Linked DNA regions of Mus musculus: region 1 is linked to region 2. The links are chromatin contacts, found by POLR2A ChIA-PET in ENCODE. All regions are on one chromosome and are shown on one strand. The core of a region is the stretch at or near the end of the contact, and the rest is flanking DNA. Distances in the headings are between cores, read along the strand shown.

Evidence for each region. ChIA-PET counts read pairs that join two places held with the same protein, here RNA polymerase II (POLR2A).
Region 1: POLR2A ChIA-PET joins it to region 2 with 8 read pairs in Patski. The contact joins the enhancer-like site here to the promoter of D11Wsu47e in region 2. POLR2A ChIA-PET finds 5 or more read pairs at or near these places in 3 of 5 experiments (Patski and embryonic stem cell).

The regions. Positions count from the first base shown.
Region 1 is chr11:113,808,687-113,816,037 of GRCm38, forward strand. It overlaps Sdk2 (sidekick cell adhesion molecule 2), which reads right to left. Exons shown (of 45, transcript NM_172800.3): 37 at 1,643-1,829. Among named protein-coding and RNA genes, the nearest start is that of Gm51930, 8.2 kb to the left of the region's middle. Within about 2 kb of position 2,013, at least 2 of the 3 ENCODE cell types and tissues checked have a DNase peak (open chromatin) inside an H3K27ac peak, as active enhancers do.
Region 2 is chr11:113,680,815-113,687,694 of GRCm38, forward strand. It overlaps D11Wsu47e (DNA segment, Chr 11, Wayne State University 47, expressed), which reads left to right and starts at 3,620. Exons shown (of 5, transcript NM_001361593.1): 1 at 3,620-3,897. It overlaps Fam104a (family with sequence similarity 104, member A), which reads right to left and starts at 3,337. Exons shown (of 3, transcript NM_138598.5): 1 at 3,048-3,337. The coding sequence starts at 3,271.

The DNA.
Region 1 (7,351 bases), core at 763-3,262, 130 kb after region 2:
CCTATTTTCTGGGGTGACTCTAACCCCTGTTGTTAGACAGACACTACACTGCTTACTCCCTGGGAATTCTAGGGGAATCCAGTGTGACACTGACCAAAAAGTGGCTTTGGACACCTCAGGACAAGGGGATCTGTCCCCTCTCTCCTTCCTCCATCCTGCCTGGATCTAGTCCCCACCTCTCTCTGTCATCTCCTCCAGACTCAGCCCAGAAGGCAGAGCCAGTTTTTCTTTTTATTTCTTTTTCCCTTTCCCTTTCCCTTTCCCTTTCTTTCTTTCTTTCTTTCTTTCTTTCTTTCTTTCTTTCTTTCTTTCTTTCTTTCTTTCTTTCTTCCTTTCTCTTTCTTTCTTTCTTTCTTTCTTTCTTTCTTTCTTTCTTTCTTTCTTTCTTTCTTTCTTTCTTTCTTTCGGTTTTTTGAGACAGGGTTTCTTTTTATAGTCCTGGCTGTCCTGGAACTCACTTTGTAGACCAGGCTGGCCTCGAACTCAGAAATCCGCCCTTTTGAAAATTTTATTTGTTTATTTTTATTTCATGTTCATTGGTGTTTTTGCTTGCCTGCATGCCTGTGTGAGAGTATCAGGTCCCCTGAAACTGGAGTAGCAGGCAGTTACGAGCTGTCACGTGGGTGCTGGGAATTGAACCCCGGGTTTTTAAGAGCCAGTGCTTTTTTTTTTTTTTTTTTTTTTTTGAGACAAGGTTTCTCTGTATAGCCCTGGCTGTCCTGGAACTCACTCTGTAGACCAGGCTAGCCTCAGAAATCTGCCTGCCTCTGCCTCCTGAGTACTGGGATTAAAGGTGTGTTCCACCACTGCCCAGCTCAGCCAGTACTCTTAACCACTGAGGCAGAGTTCTAATTCTTAACCGCTCCAACCCTCTGAGTCTCCCCATCACACTCAACACAAATCCTGTTCTCCAGACCCTTGGGAATCGGGCCTCACTCCACCTCTCTTGTCAACACCGGGGTCTGTCCCTCGAATCCCCTCCAGCCTCCTGGCCTCTGCACCTGCTGGTCCTTCTGACAGGAATCCTGCTTCCGGCTTCCTGCTTGTCTCCAGAACTTCCCACAGCTGGTCTCCTCTGGCTCAAAGCTCAGCTCAGGTGTAGCCAGCCATCTTGTGAACCACACCCTGCTCCCCTTAGCTCCCCCTACCCCCCAGCCAGCTCATCTGTGCTGTGCTTGTTTATGTCCTGTCCCCTGGCCTCAGCAGGACACAGACTTACTTTTAAAAAAAAAATCATTGTTTCATCACCAGTGTGAAGCAAAAGTGTGGGCTCACAGAAGACAATGAACGCGGGGTGTGCTGAGCAAAGGCAAGGAGACAAGAAAGGAGGAGAAAGCCAAACAGGGGCGGGGAGTGGCGGCTGTCCCAAAAGCTGAGACAAGGTGGGCAGAACAGGCTAGGTGAGATCTGGGGACTTTCTCAAGGTTCCCAGTGAGAGTTTCTTTTTTTCTTTCTTTTCTTTTCTTTTTTTTATGGACACATAGAGCCTTCTTTGCAGGCTGGGCTTTTCTTTCCACAGGGCATCTGGAAGTGGGGCCTGGGTATCCGAACCCAGTTCCCCGGCTGCGTGAAAGCTCCGACACCAGACGTGGACACCAGTTTGTCCCCCAAACCCTGACCTCCCCAAGAGACTTCTCCCTACCTGCTTGCTGAGTCTGGCCCCGGGTCGGGGTGCTCCTCGGCCCATCCCCCGCAGCATTGAAGGCTGCCACGCTGACCATGTAGGCTGTGTAGCCCGTCAGGTTCTTGAGTTTCACGCTGTTCTCAGCCAAGAAGAGAGTCTTCACCCTCTCTGTGAGGTTCCTCCGTTGGACTTCCCAGAAATAAATCTGTGGGAACCAAAGATTGTGGGATGAGAGGGACGAAGACATCAGGCCTCCCCTCCGCCCCTGCCCATCTCGGGGGTTCAAAGACACCCCTGCTTTCAACCAGGAAACAATATGGAAGTAGCTAAGAGCTATTTAAGAAGGATTCGGGAACTTTTCACTTTGTAGTCAATACCGACCCTCCGATCGTCTGTAAGCGTCATCCCCTGTGTATCTTGTGTCTCTGGGGTTGGCATCTGTCCCATGTAACAGGCGTGTCAGCCTCAATAGGAACCTGCATCTCACCAGCCTGAGCTGGAGAGGCGGGAGCAATCATGGGCTCTGCTCCACTGTGTGGGGCACAAGGGCTAACAGCTTGGCAATGCCAGGGCACTGGTGAGGAGCAGAGAGCCTCAGCTCTGCCCCGTGTGCCACATAGGCAGCCTCAGCTGCTAAGGCCCCTGTAAAAAGCTCCCGCTGTAAATAAAGTTCCTGGTGGTGCATATGCGCAATCCAATCTGATAATCGTGGATCAAAGTCTGAAAAGTCTGGTGCAGGCTAGACAGAGGTGGCATTCGGTTTGTGGCTCAACTCTTGATGGCACCATTTGCTAGGCCTGTGACTTGGTCAGCTGCAGAGGGCTTAAGGACACCCGCTTTCCGGGGCGAGCAAGAAGACTGCAGGCCGTAAGGACTGGCCAGCTTCTAAGGGTATTGTTACACGCTTGTGGAGGATTTTAAGTCCTCAGTGCAGCAGGAGCTTCGTGGAGCCTCCGGGCACTCTATAATGAGCATGGTTAGTGCTTTTAAACACGCATCGAAGACTCTCAAATTACATTAAGAGCTGGTATTCTGCTACATACAGCCTGGCATCCCAAACCCTGTACAGGATTGACGATCATTTGGCTCCCTCTGCTGGCCAGAGAGGGTTCTGAACGCTATTGGAGTTTCCTTTCCTCCATACCAATAAAAGTAGGAAAGAGCTAATAAAAGTGTCCACCCCCAGCGTGTGCAGAGGCAGTCAGGACATCTTGTTACTACAAAAGATTTGCTTCTCTACTGCCTTGCTTCCATTTAAAAAATCTTTTTATACGGGGAATTGAGGTCTCCATTCATAAAATCACCCACGCATCCACTGACTATGAGAACGCAACAGCCACAAAGCAGTCTCCTGGATTCATCGTTTGGGGAAGAGCTCAAGGCTAGCTCTACAGCTCTGCACACGCCCTGAGCATCAGCAGCTTGGCGAAGACAGTCAGAGAACTGTTGGATTCTCCTGGCCTGAGGAGAGGGATAGAGGGGTTTCCAGGGCCTCTGTGGAAATGCAGGGGTAGCTGGAACGGTAGGGGAGGCCGAGGAGGGGTGACGGCTGTGTGAGGAGAAACAGGCAGGGGAATGTCATGTCTCAACTGGGTGAGGCACGGTGCTGTGGAGACAGGCTGGGCGAAGCTTGTGACCGGTTGATGAAGAACAGGGCAGATTTATCAGCAGCCTTAGCAGTGTGAGATTTGGAGGAACGGTGAAGATGAGAACGTACTTGGGGTTGGGTTTGGAAAAGAGAGTAGAGAGTCAGCTTGAGCGGGGCAGAGACTATGGGAGATTGTCTTTGGTTTCCTTCTTTCCAGCTCTTCCCTCCTTCCTGCCCTCTGCTGGAGGGTCTCTCTCCCTCCGCTGAAGATGGAGCCTGAGTTCTATGTAGACTGTCTCGTGCCCGTGTCTCACCAGAACACAGCAAACTGGTCAGCAAGCACTTTATCGTTTAGCGATGTCCCTGTATCATGGGAGAAGCCTTTGAATGAATCCTCCAGCAAAGAGACCCAACAAGGACATAATGAGATGTGAACAAAACCGCGAGGTCAGGAAAGGGCATTAGGAACGGAGACAAGGGGCTGGGGAGATGGCTCAGTGGTCAAGAGCGCCGACTGTTCTTGCAGGGGACCCGGGTTCTCACAACTGTCTATAACTCCAAGATCTGACACACCCTCACACAAGATATACACAAGATGTGGACAAAACACCAGTGCACATAAAATAAATAAATAAATAATTTTTTTTAAAAGAGGAAATAAGGGACTGGAGAGGTGGCTCAGTGGTTAAGAGCACTGACTGCTCTTGAAGAAGACCTGGGTTTGGTTCCCAGCACCCATCTAGTGGCTTAGAAGCTCCTATGTGTCTAGTTCTAGGAGATCTGATGCCCTCTTCTGGCCTCCTTGGGTCCCTGTGGTGCACATGAACTCATGCAGACAAGCACATAAACATATGAAAATACTAAGTAATGAACAAAAGAAGAAACAAATTTCAGAATGCCTTTATGGCCTGCCTATGACTGGTCCTAGAGGGAGATACTTGGTGTTGTTGGGGAGACAGGGTCAATGGCTGGGGAGGGCATTGGGCAGGGCAGTGCCAAGGTGTAGGACATACAGAAGCAGGCTGCCTGCTTGCTGTCAGTAGACCTTTGTTAGATGAGGATACACAGTAAAAGGGACAAGGGCTGAGGCTGGATCCTGGTCCCCAAGGTGACATGATTGATTGGTAGAGCACCCACTCATGGGGAAGTGAGTATGTACTGAACCCAGGCTATGGGCTCCAGAGGGCAGGCACCCTGGCCCATCTGGCTCCTTTGTGTCCCAGACACCTCACTCATGGTTGATACATAGGCCAACAGACATGTCATGGGGGGAAGTGGCTGGAGCGGCAGCAGATGACGCTGACCCCATTTCTTTTTTTTTTTTTTTTTTTAAGATTTATTTATTTATATGTAAGTACACTGTAGCTGTCTTCAGACACCAGAAGAGGGCATCGGACCCCATTGCAGATGGTTGTGAGCCACCATGTGGTTGCTGGGAATTGAACTCAGGACCTCTGGAAGAGCAGTCAGTGCTCTTAACCACAGAGCCATCTCTCCAGCCCGGGAGTCAGATCTTGTTATGGATGGTTGTGAGCCACCATGTGGTTGCTGGGATTTGAACTCTGGACCTTCGGAAGAGCAGTCTAGAAGAGCAGTAGGGTGCTCTTACCCACTGAGCCATCTCACCAGCCCCTGACCCCATTTCTTAACTCTTGGTTTTTATTCCCAGCCCGTTTCCCCTTTAATCACTTTTCTGACGTATAGTTGACGAAAATTTAATAGAATTAAGATATATAATTAATGTTCTTTTTTCTCTCTTCTTTCCTTTCTTTTTTCTTTTTAAAAAAAGATTTATTGATTACTGCTAGAGGACAACAATCTCTAAGCCAAACCCGAGACTGTTGTGAGAAAGGGAGTGAGGGAAGGGAAGGAGGATTTTTTTTTTAGGATTTATTTATTTATTTTGTGAATGTGAGTATACTGTTGCTATCCACATCCCAGAAGAGGGCAACAGGTCCCATTACAGATGGTTGTGAGCCACCATGTGGTTGCTGGGAATTGAACTCAGGACCTCTGGAAGAGCAGTCAGTGCTCTTAACTGCTGAGACATCTCTCCAGCCCCTCTTCTCTCTCTCTCTCTCTCTCTCTCTCTCTCTCTCTCTCTCTCTCTCTCTCTCTCTCTCTCTCGTTGCTTATAGTGCTAGAAACAGAGCCCAGGGCCTTAAGCACGCTCAGAAGCACTTGATCAGCACTGCACCTCTCTCTGGCCAACCTGTTGTTATTATTATTTACTTACCCTTTTTTGGAAGCAGGACTTACATAGCCCAGCCGCCCTTGATTTTACAAAGTGACTAAGGGCAACCTGGAGCTGACCCTCCTGCCTCTACCTCCTAAGTGCTGGGATTACAGGTAGAGGCCCCTACGCCTGTTGCTTTATGCCTGCAGAGGGTCAAACCCCAGGAATCATGAATGCTAGCCACTCTCCCAGCTGAGCCCTACCCCAAGCCCTCTGATGTTTTCATACCCATCCACTGGGCCCACTGTCAAGCCAAGCTGATTGGCACCTGTTACTTCCAATGGTCACCTCTTTTTTTTTTTTTTTTTTGACTTTTCATAAAAATCACAATTTATTAACAGATTTTGAGAACAGTGATTCAGAAATGATTGTAATGAGAGAACCAAATGATTGAGAAAGAATAAGAAAAGCCTATCTATTTGGGTATGGGCTTATCTAAGAACACTGTAGCTGTCTTCAGACACTCCAGAAGAGGGAGTCAGATCTCCTTACGGATGGTTGTGAGTCACCATGTGGTTGCTGGGATTTGAACTCAGGACCTTCAGAAGAGCGGTCGGGTGCTCTTACCCGCTGAGCCATCTCACCAGCCCCCTAAGAAGAGTCTTAATTAAGCCTTAGCATTAGTATTTATATCTTGTTGGTTACAACTCAAGAAAGTCCTTAATAAACTCTACCCGCTGCCCTTGCTGGATAAATCAGGAGGTGGTGTGTGTGTGTGTGTGTATGTGTGTGAGTGTGTGTGAGTGTGAGTGTGTGGTGTGTGTGTGTGTGTATGTGTGTGAGTGTGTGTGTGTGAGTGTGTGAGTGTGTGTGTGTGAGTGTGTGTGATGTGTGTGTGTTTGTGTGTGTGTAGGTAGGAATAATCGCTGAGAGAGCAGAAGCAGGAGCCGCTGTGCCTTGATCCTGGCTCAGGGATTGCCCCTTTCCTGTACTGGGCATCTGTGCTGCGATTCCTAGAAAACTGCAGGATTACAATCAGAACCGAAGCCTTTAAGCGAATGCTTCTAATTGTGCTAAATCCCTGACCTACAGTTACCTTTTTTGATGCACAGTAAGAACCTTTAAGAGCAAGGGTCAGCATACGTGTTTCAGCTACACACTACAGTTTTATTGGGCATGGCTAGCATCCTGCAGGTTAGCTCCAGGGACGGGTTCATCCTTCCACGCCTGGACCTCTTTTGGCTGGGGGTTATTTTTGTTTCTTTGGCATAGGCTCACTCTTCCTCAGGAAGGCCCGGGACTCACTCTGTGGCCCTGCCTCAGCTTCTAAGTGCCCATGTTTTCCCACTTTCATTTTTGAGACAGGGTCTCTGTATGTAGCTCTGGCTGGCTTGAATTCATGGAGACCCACCTGTACCTGTCTTCCGAGGGCTGGGAGTAAAGGTGTGTGCAACCATGCCTGGCTTGAAATGTTTGCCATATGACCAGCATCTCTCCAGTCCCTCCCAAATCTGGCGACCACCTTCTTCTTCCCGATTTTGTGACTTGGACTAGTCTTCTTTTTCAAAAAGAATTAATTAATTAATTAATTAATTAATTAATTATTTATTTATATTAATGGGATCCATTGGGTGGGTCCCATTACAGATGGTTGGGAGCCACCATGTGGTTGCTGGGAATTGAGCTCAGGACCTATGGAAGAGCAGTCAGCGCTCTTAAACCCTGAGCCATCTCTCCAGCCCGACTTGGACTATTCTATCCTATTATTACTATCCTAGGGACTTTGATGAGTCAGGTCATGTGTGAGTGAGGTCATGCAGACCAGTCAGTCTTCCTGGTGGCTTCCTGGTGGTTGGCTCATTTCACATAACACAATGTCTTCTGGGTTCATATAGCTTTGAGACAAGAAAACAAACAGACCGTCCCCAAGAGCAGACAAATAAATGGGTAGCAGGAACCTGGG
Region 2 (6,880 bases), core at 2,370-4,869:
AGCTGGGCGTGGTGGCGCACGCCTTTAGTCCCAGCACTTGGGAGGCAGAGGCAGGTGGATCTCTGAGTTCGAGGCCAGCCTGGTCTACAGAGTGAGTTCCAGGACAGCCAGGGCTACACAGAGAAACCCTATCTTGATAAACAAAACCAGAAATAAACAAACAAACAAACGAATGAACAAACAGTAACTTAGTATATAAACTGAACTAAGAAGCTTCTCCTCCACCCCACTACAGGCATTTTGCATGAGACAAGGTCTGCTGGGAGAGACCCTCAACAGTGGCAGCACACTGGCACCTCAACTTTTATCTTATCAGCATGACAACAGCTGGCTATGCTTGGGGCTGCTGAGTCACTGCAACCAAACTTTATGAGGCTGACCAAAACTTGCCATCTCCTCATCTGTAACAGGGCATTTTCCTCCCAGTACCAATAGCAGCACTGGGCTGTTCTACTGTTGTCATCTGCCTCTGGGCAAGTCATGTAAGATCTGTCAGTTTCTCAGTGTATAAGCACCATCTCTCGGGCCTCTTTTCAGTGGTCAGGAGCTAAGAATGAGCTCTACTAGGCTCCATGTTTGTTGTTCTTAGTTTTCATTATTAAATGCCTCCCTAGAACACTCAGCTTTCGATACCCTTATTAATAATTGACAAGATCACAAGTTTACAGTCGGTTCACTGTCTTTCTAGGCACCTCCTTTCCACTTAGGGAAAAACAATTGCTAGATCTATCACCCCCAGAATGGCTGGCTCCATCACTTTTCATATCTCACTTCTGTCCTATTTTCCTGGTCCTCTTCAAAGAACCTTAGGCAGACTTAAATAGAAAGTACAACAACTGGTTTTCATTTTATTATAAAAGGTCTCACCAGGTAGCCTGGATGGCCTGGAACTGGCTATACAAAACAAGTTAGCCATGAACTCGGATCCTCTGCCTCTTGAGGGCTGGGGTTAAAGACAAGCACAATCATAGTCCATCTCAAATGCTTCTTACTATAGGTGTCTCTCTCCCAATTCATATGTAGACGCTAAGGATCTGTGATAAGGCATACTTCCTTACCATACAACCACCCTTCTACAGTGTTCTCAGTCTACTGAGAAAGTCTGACACCAGAGGGGGCCAAGCTAGCTCATGGGTGATGAGAAAGAATAAAAAAATAAATAAATAAAAATTAGGCAAGAAAGGTCTGTCCTTGATAACTGGTTTTTAAAGAAGTCACCAGAAAGAGGGGGAAAAAAAGTCACCAAAATATATAAACACACTAAGATTTCTATAAGTATATTAGATAAAAAGAATCTGTAATCAGCACAAACTTACACTACTTGTCTGCAGCACTAGATTTAAAAAAATCTGTTAGTGACAGAAAATGCTGAGGGCTGTCACATGAGGGAGACATTCCAAAAGAATCTAAAAGATGGCAGTCAGCTCAGGCTTGCTGCATCTAAAGGTCACAGCCCTAACTCTAATGGTGTGACTGTAACTGGTCCATAATTCCAACTTGACCTAATTTGAACCTTCCAATGATTTCTAATAACTGGCAAGATTATGGCTTCATTCTATCTGTACAATCAGTAAGATTAAACCTTTTGGAGTACATTAATGCCATGGACCAGATTATAATTCTGGCAAGCACCTTCTAATTTCCAATTTAGTTTGATCATTTTTTTTTTGACACAAGTACAGGCTTTCTACTACAATTACTATAGAACCAAAATCAGTCACTCAATTCAGTCTAGGGACCTTAAAATTCTCACCACTGGATCAAGTCATCTCAGAATGTTGGGGAACCCCAGTCCCATGAAATAACTGTTTCAGGGAGAAGCCTTGCAAAACAATGATTACATTCATAACCAAAGAATGCAAGGAACAAGACTCAGGGCTGAGGAGATGGCCCAGCCACGGAAGACCCCTGTTAGTCCTACAGAGGACTGGGGTTTTGTTCCCAGCCCTCCTCTGAGTCTACGTTGACACTAGACACGCACGTCGTGATGTACATACATATACACAGGCAAACCACTCATACACATAAAATAAAATAAGTAAAATCATTTATGAGAGAAAATAAAAAAGCAAGCCTACGATCCACCTTCTTTAAGCCTGAGACGACTACGGAATAAAGAGCCGCGAGCCTGAATAGACTTAGATAAATAAATGAGTCTCTCTAAATCCGTTCTCTGTTCTCCACCAGAGAAATGAAAAAGTACAACTTAGCGTAGATGTAGATAGATCGTCAAGCATCTTATTAGGAGACTTTCCAGTAAGAAATAAAGCCAGCCTTCTTCATTCTGAGGTAAGGCGTCCCAACTTACTTCTTCCCAGACGGAAAATAAGGAGAAAAGAAACTTCATCTGGATCGGGCCTAAAGCCCCGAGGGGCCGCCCGCCTAGTGAGGGTTGAGAGTAACTCGTGGTGTTAGCCACCTCCCTGCTCCCAGCCAACTGGCCCCTCATCCAAACTGTTTAGAATCCTGCCTGCTAATGCTACAACCGAGAGTGGGTCACCACCCACCCGGGTCCATCAGATGAGGGAGGGCACAGCGCTGCGGTCTGCCCTAAGCCCTCCCAGCTGCAGGGGTTAAGCCCAACCCCCGCCTTTCTCCTGACCTTGGGGCGCCAGCAGCTCCCCGCCCCCGAAGCATCCCGTCCCCTCTCCGAGGCGCCTCGCTCGAAGGGAGCCATCTCTTCCAGATCGGCCATCCCTCCCATCCCCCTACCACCACCGCCCGCCTCAATTTAGGAAGGACCACACCGTCCGTCTCGTCGGGCCGAACAAACCTCATTCCGAAGCGGAAAGGGCAGAAGACGAAGAAAACAAGGAAAAGACGGAGAAGGGGCAGCCCTGGATTCCAGAGCGTCGCCTCCCTGGCTGCCCACGGGGTCCAAGTGTCAGAGGCGGCGCCACCTTCTCCCCTCCGCCTCCTCCGACCGCAGAGCAGCGCAGCCCAGAGCCTCGCACCACCACCCCGCCGGCTCCGTCCGCCCCTCGGCTCCAGAGCGCACATCCTCGGCCGAGGGGCCGCGGAGAAAGCGGGTTCCCCCCTTCCCTCACCTGGGGCGGAGGCGCTCGCTCATGGCAGCTGGTGAAGGCGAGCGACGCGGCGCCGCCCCGCGCCGACAGCGAACAGTCGGAGCTGTGTCCCGGCGCCCGCCACGCCCACCCGCACGGGTCTGAGCTCTGACCGCCGCCGCGCGGGTGGTTGCTGCGGGCGCTGAGTCCCCCTCGGGCCGACCCGGACCACAGCCACTTCCGGTGTCGCCTCCGCGCCTCCCCATGTCGCAGGCGCCGTGGTACTGTCCTCCTGCGGCTGCGCGGAGGCGGGACGCCGGCCGCGCTTTCCCATCACCGCGCACGCAGGAAGAGGCGGGTCCCAGAGGGAAGACTGACCGGGAACTTCCAGGACCCCCGTTTAGGTGTCCGGGGCAGCCGCCTGTTCAAAAACAAAACAGGACACGACGTAAAAGTCAAGCCAGATTTTAGATAAATTACATTATTTGACGATCATTGATACTTGTCTCTGCGTTAAGCCTCTCTAAGGTGAAAATTTTAAAAAGAACCAGACGAGCTCCATCAGGCACAGACGCGGACGGCCACAGGCTCAGGGGTCCTCTGGTTGGGAAGGTGTTGGTGGGCTCCGGGTTCTAAGAGTGTGCGGCGTGGAACTTCGCGTCTCCGAACGGTGCGGAGCCCGTTCCATGGAGTAGCTAAGGGCTGGGCTATTTTTCCGCGACCTTTGTTGCAGGTCAAGAGAGGAGTGCGGAACAGGCGAACGGGATAACGGAGTTCCGTACCGGGAAGGGCCACGCCCACCTGCTGGAAGAGGCCGGACCGAGAGGTGTGGGGGAGACCGGCAGGCGTGGGAACGCGGCGGTGTGGACGGAGCTGCCTCGCGGCTGGCGAGGTGAGCTTGATCAGTGGCGAATCGCGAGGTCCCTGCCCGCCGTGAGTTGCGCACACCTGTCATCCCCATTCTTGGGAGGAGAAGCTGCAAGACCAGGAGGTCAGAATCATCCTCGACTGTGTAACAAGTTCGAAGCCAGCCTGGGCTACTTGAGACCTTGTCTCCCATGTGATCTCACCACCACCACCAGAATACGTGTACTCTAAGACTTGGGGAAGTCTTAACTTTGGTTGTCAGACGCATTCCCTTTTCTCTGTCAGGAGCATAATCCAGTTCTTTGTCTAGGACTCAGTACTATCAGCTCCCCACCTTACACAAACTGATATTCAGAGTTTCTGCCAAACGTGAACAGTGATCCATAAGCATGGGGGTCTTTAGGAGAGTCGACAAGAGGTCAGGCAGGAAAACGAAACCCCTGTTAAAGTGTAGGGTGTAGAGTCTGGCGTAGTAATGCACGCCTTTTAATCCCACTACTCAGGAGGCAGAGCAAGCTGATCTATGTGAGTTCAAGGCCATCCTGGTCTACCTAGTGAGAGTTCCAGGGAAGACAAGGCTACCAGGTAAGACCCCATCATCTCAAAAAAGTCTACCGTTAAAACTGGAAAGTCCAACCGGGCGGCGGTGGCGCGCGCCTTTAATCCCAACACTTGGGAGGCAGAGGCAGGCGGATTTCTGAGGTCAAGGCCAGCCTGGTCTACGGAGTGAGTTCCAGGACAGCCAGGGCTACACAGAGAAACCCTGTCTCCAAAACAAAACAAACAAAAAAACTGGAAAGCCCATGTATTGTCTTTGTCGTGTGCCCTTCAGTGCGGCAGTGCATTCTCACTAACAGAAGACTTATGGTGCACTCGGTGGGAAACAGTTTGGGTGTGCCTTTTATGAACGATAAAGTAATGGTTGCTTTAAACAAATGGATTTTTATCTTGTAAAGTGGTTTCAGACTCAGGGTTTGGGGGGTTTGTTTGTTTTTTATTTTTTTTAATCTATTTACTGGCCAGGAGGTATTTTCAGTCACGGTATTAAATAGTTATAGTAAACATGTTTATTCGTTCAACAAATGTCACATACCAGCGTCAGTGGTAGAGGTGTGTCTGCGTGGGCATTGATGGAGAGACAATCTCCCTGTGTAGTCCAGGCTGCCATTAAACCACCTTAGCTTCCTCAGAGCATTCAGGGGTACACAATATGCTTTGTGGTAGTAGATTTTGAGAATGGAGTCATCCCCAGGAGAGATGGTTCCTGGCCTTTGGAATTTTAAAGATGTAGTAATAGCTCACAGGCGAGCTTTGTAATTCAACCCTCTCCTTTCCCAACTCCAGAGAATAACAAGAGATAGATATAGTGTGTAATGTACTTTTTTTTTTTTTTGGTTTTTTTTGGGGGGTTTTTTGAAACAGGGTTCTGTCCTGGAACTCACTCTGTAGACCAGGCTGGCCTCGAACTCAGAAATCCTCCTATGATTATATATCCATATACATATGAATAATCAATTATATTACAATTTATAACTTAAAAATGGAGATCATACCCATCTGTTTATTGGTTTTGTTTTGTTTTGTTTTGTCTTTTTGAGACAGGGTTTCTCTGTATAGCCCTGGCTGTCCTGGAACTCACTCTGTAGACCAGGCTGGCCTCGAACTCAGAAATCCGCCTGCCTCTGCCTCCTGAGTGCTGCGATTAAAGGCGTGCACCACCACGCCCGGCTCATTGTTATTTGTGTGTGTGTGTGTGTGTGTGTGTGTTGCTATATTAATCTGAGCAGAGATTCAGATTCATTTCTCCTGAATGAGGGGAAACCCTCCTTTATTTATTTATTTATTTAGGAGACAGGATCTCATAAATCTCAGGCTAGTCTACTGACCTGGCCATCCTGTCTCTACTTCAGGGTGCTGGAATTGTGAATGTCTACCATACCACAGTATCGGGTTTTATGCAGTGCTGGGGATGGAACCCAGGTCTTCGTGCTTGCCAGGTCGACTGAGCCACATCCCCAGCTGATAAGAGTTCTCCTGAGTCCTTACACCCCAGTGAATCTCGCTTGTGTAACTTTAGAAACGTTCAAACCAGTTTTTGCACCCCCATGGATGTCATACTTCCTTGTTCCAGCCTTAAAGAGCAGGGTCAAGAAGAGTGGGTGTGATTTATTGAAGAATTCCTGAAAATGGGAGGGGCTCTGAGGGAGGAATGCCCACCTGGTGGACCCCTTTCACCTTTTTACTAAGTGTATGTCTATGTGCCTGCATGAGTTTGTTATATATGTGCACACTGTGTCCCAGCAGGTCAGAGGACACCAGACTCCCCCAAAAGGAGAATTATAGGTGGTCATTGTTAGGTCTCAAACCCAGGACAAATGGTGCCTATTTAACGTGTCATAATGGACCTGGCCTCCTTGTTTCCTAGCATCCCTCATTCCCTACCAGTTACAAGGTATGGCTGGCATACCCCTTCCCCTAGCCTGAGCTTCTCCCAGCTGCTCTTCCCCATGGAATCCATTTATTTTGTGAAAGGCAGGCCCTTTTGTCTCTGCCTTTCACTCTTGTGGCTCCGCCTTCTCCCCTCCCCTACTCTTCCCACATGACCCAGGCTCACATCCACTCTGGACTCTCCCAGATGTCTTTGCCTCTAGTTATGTGCTCCCTTTTAAAGGCTCTAAGTAGATTTTTTTTTTCTTAATCTTTAAGGTTTTGTTTAATTTTGTTTTTTAACAATTTTATTGAACTCATGTAGCCTCCACTTGACATAAATAACAAAGTCAAGTTCTGGCTGACATTTTTAATGTCTTTTCCTCTAAGCATTAACTTACTAGATGTTAAGTCTTTTGGTTTTGTGTTGCTTTGTTTTTTTGTTTGGGTTGTTAATGCTTTTTATTTTATTAATTTTTTTTTTGAGATGGTCTCACTATGTGTAGCTCTGGCTGTACTGGAACTCACTATGTAGATAAAACTGCATAGTGAACTTGAGGCCAGCCTGGGCCTATCTTAAG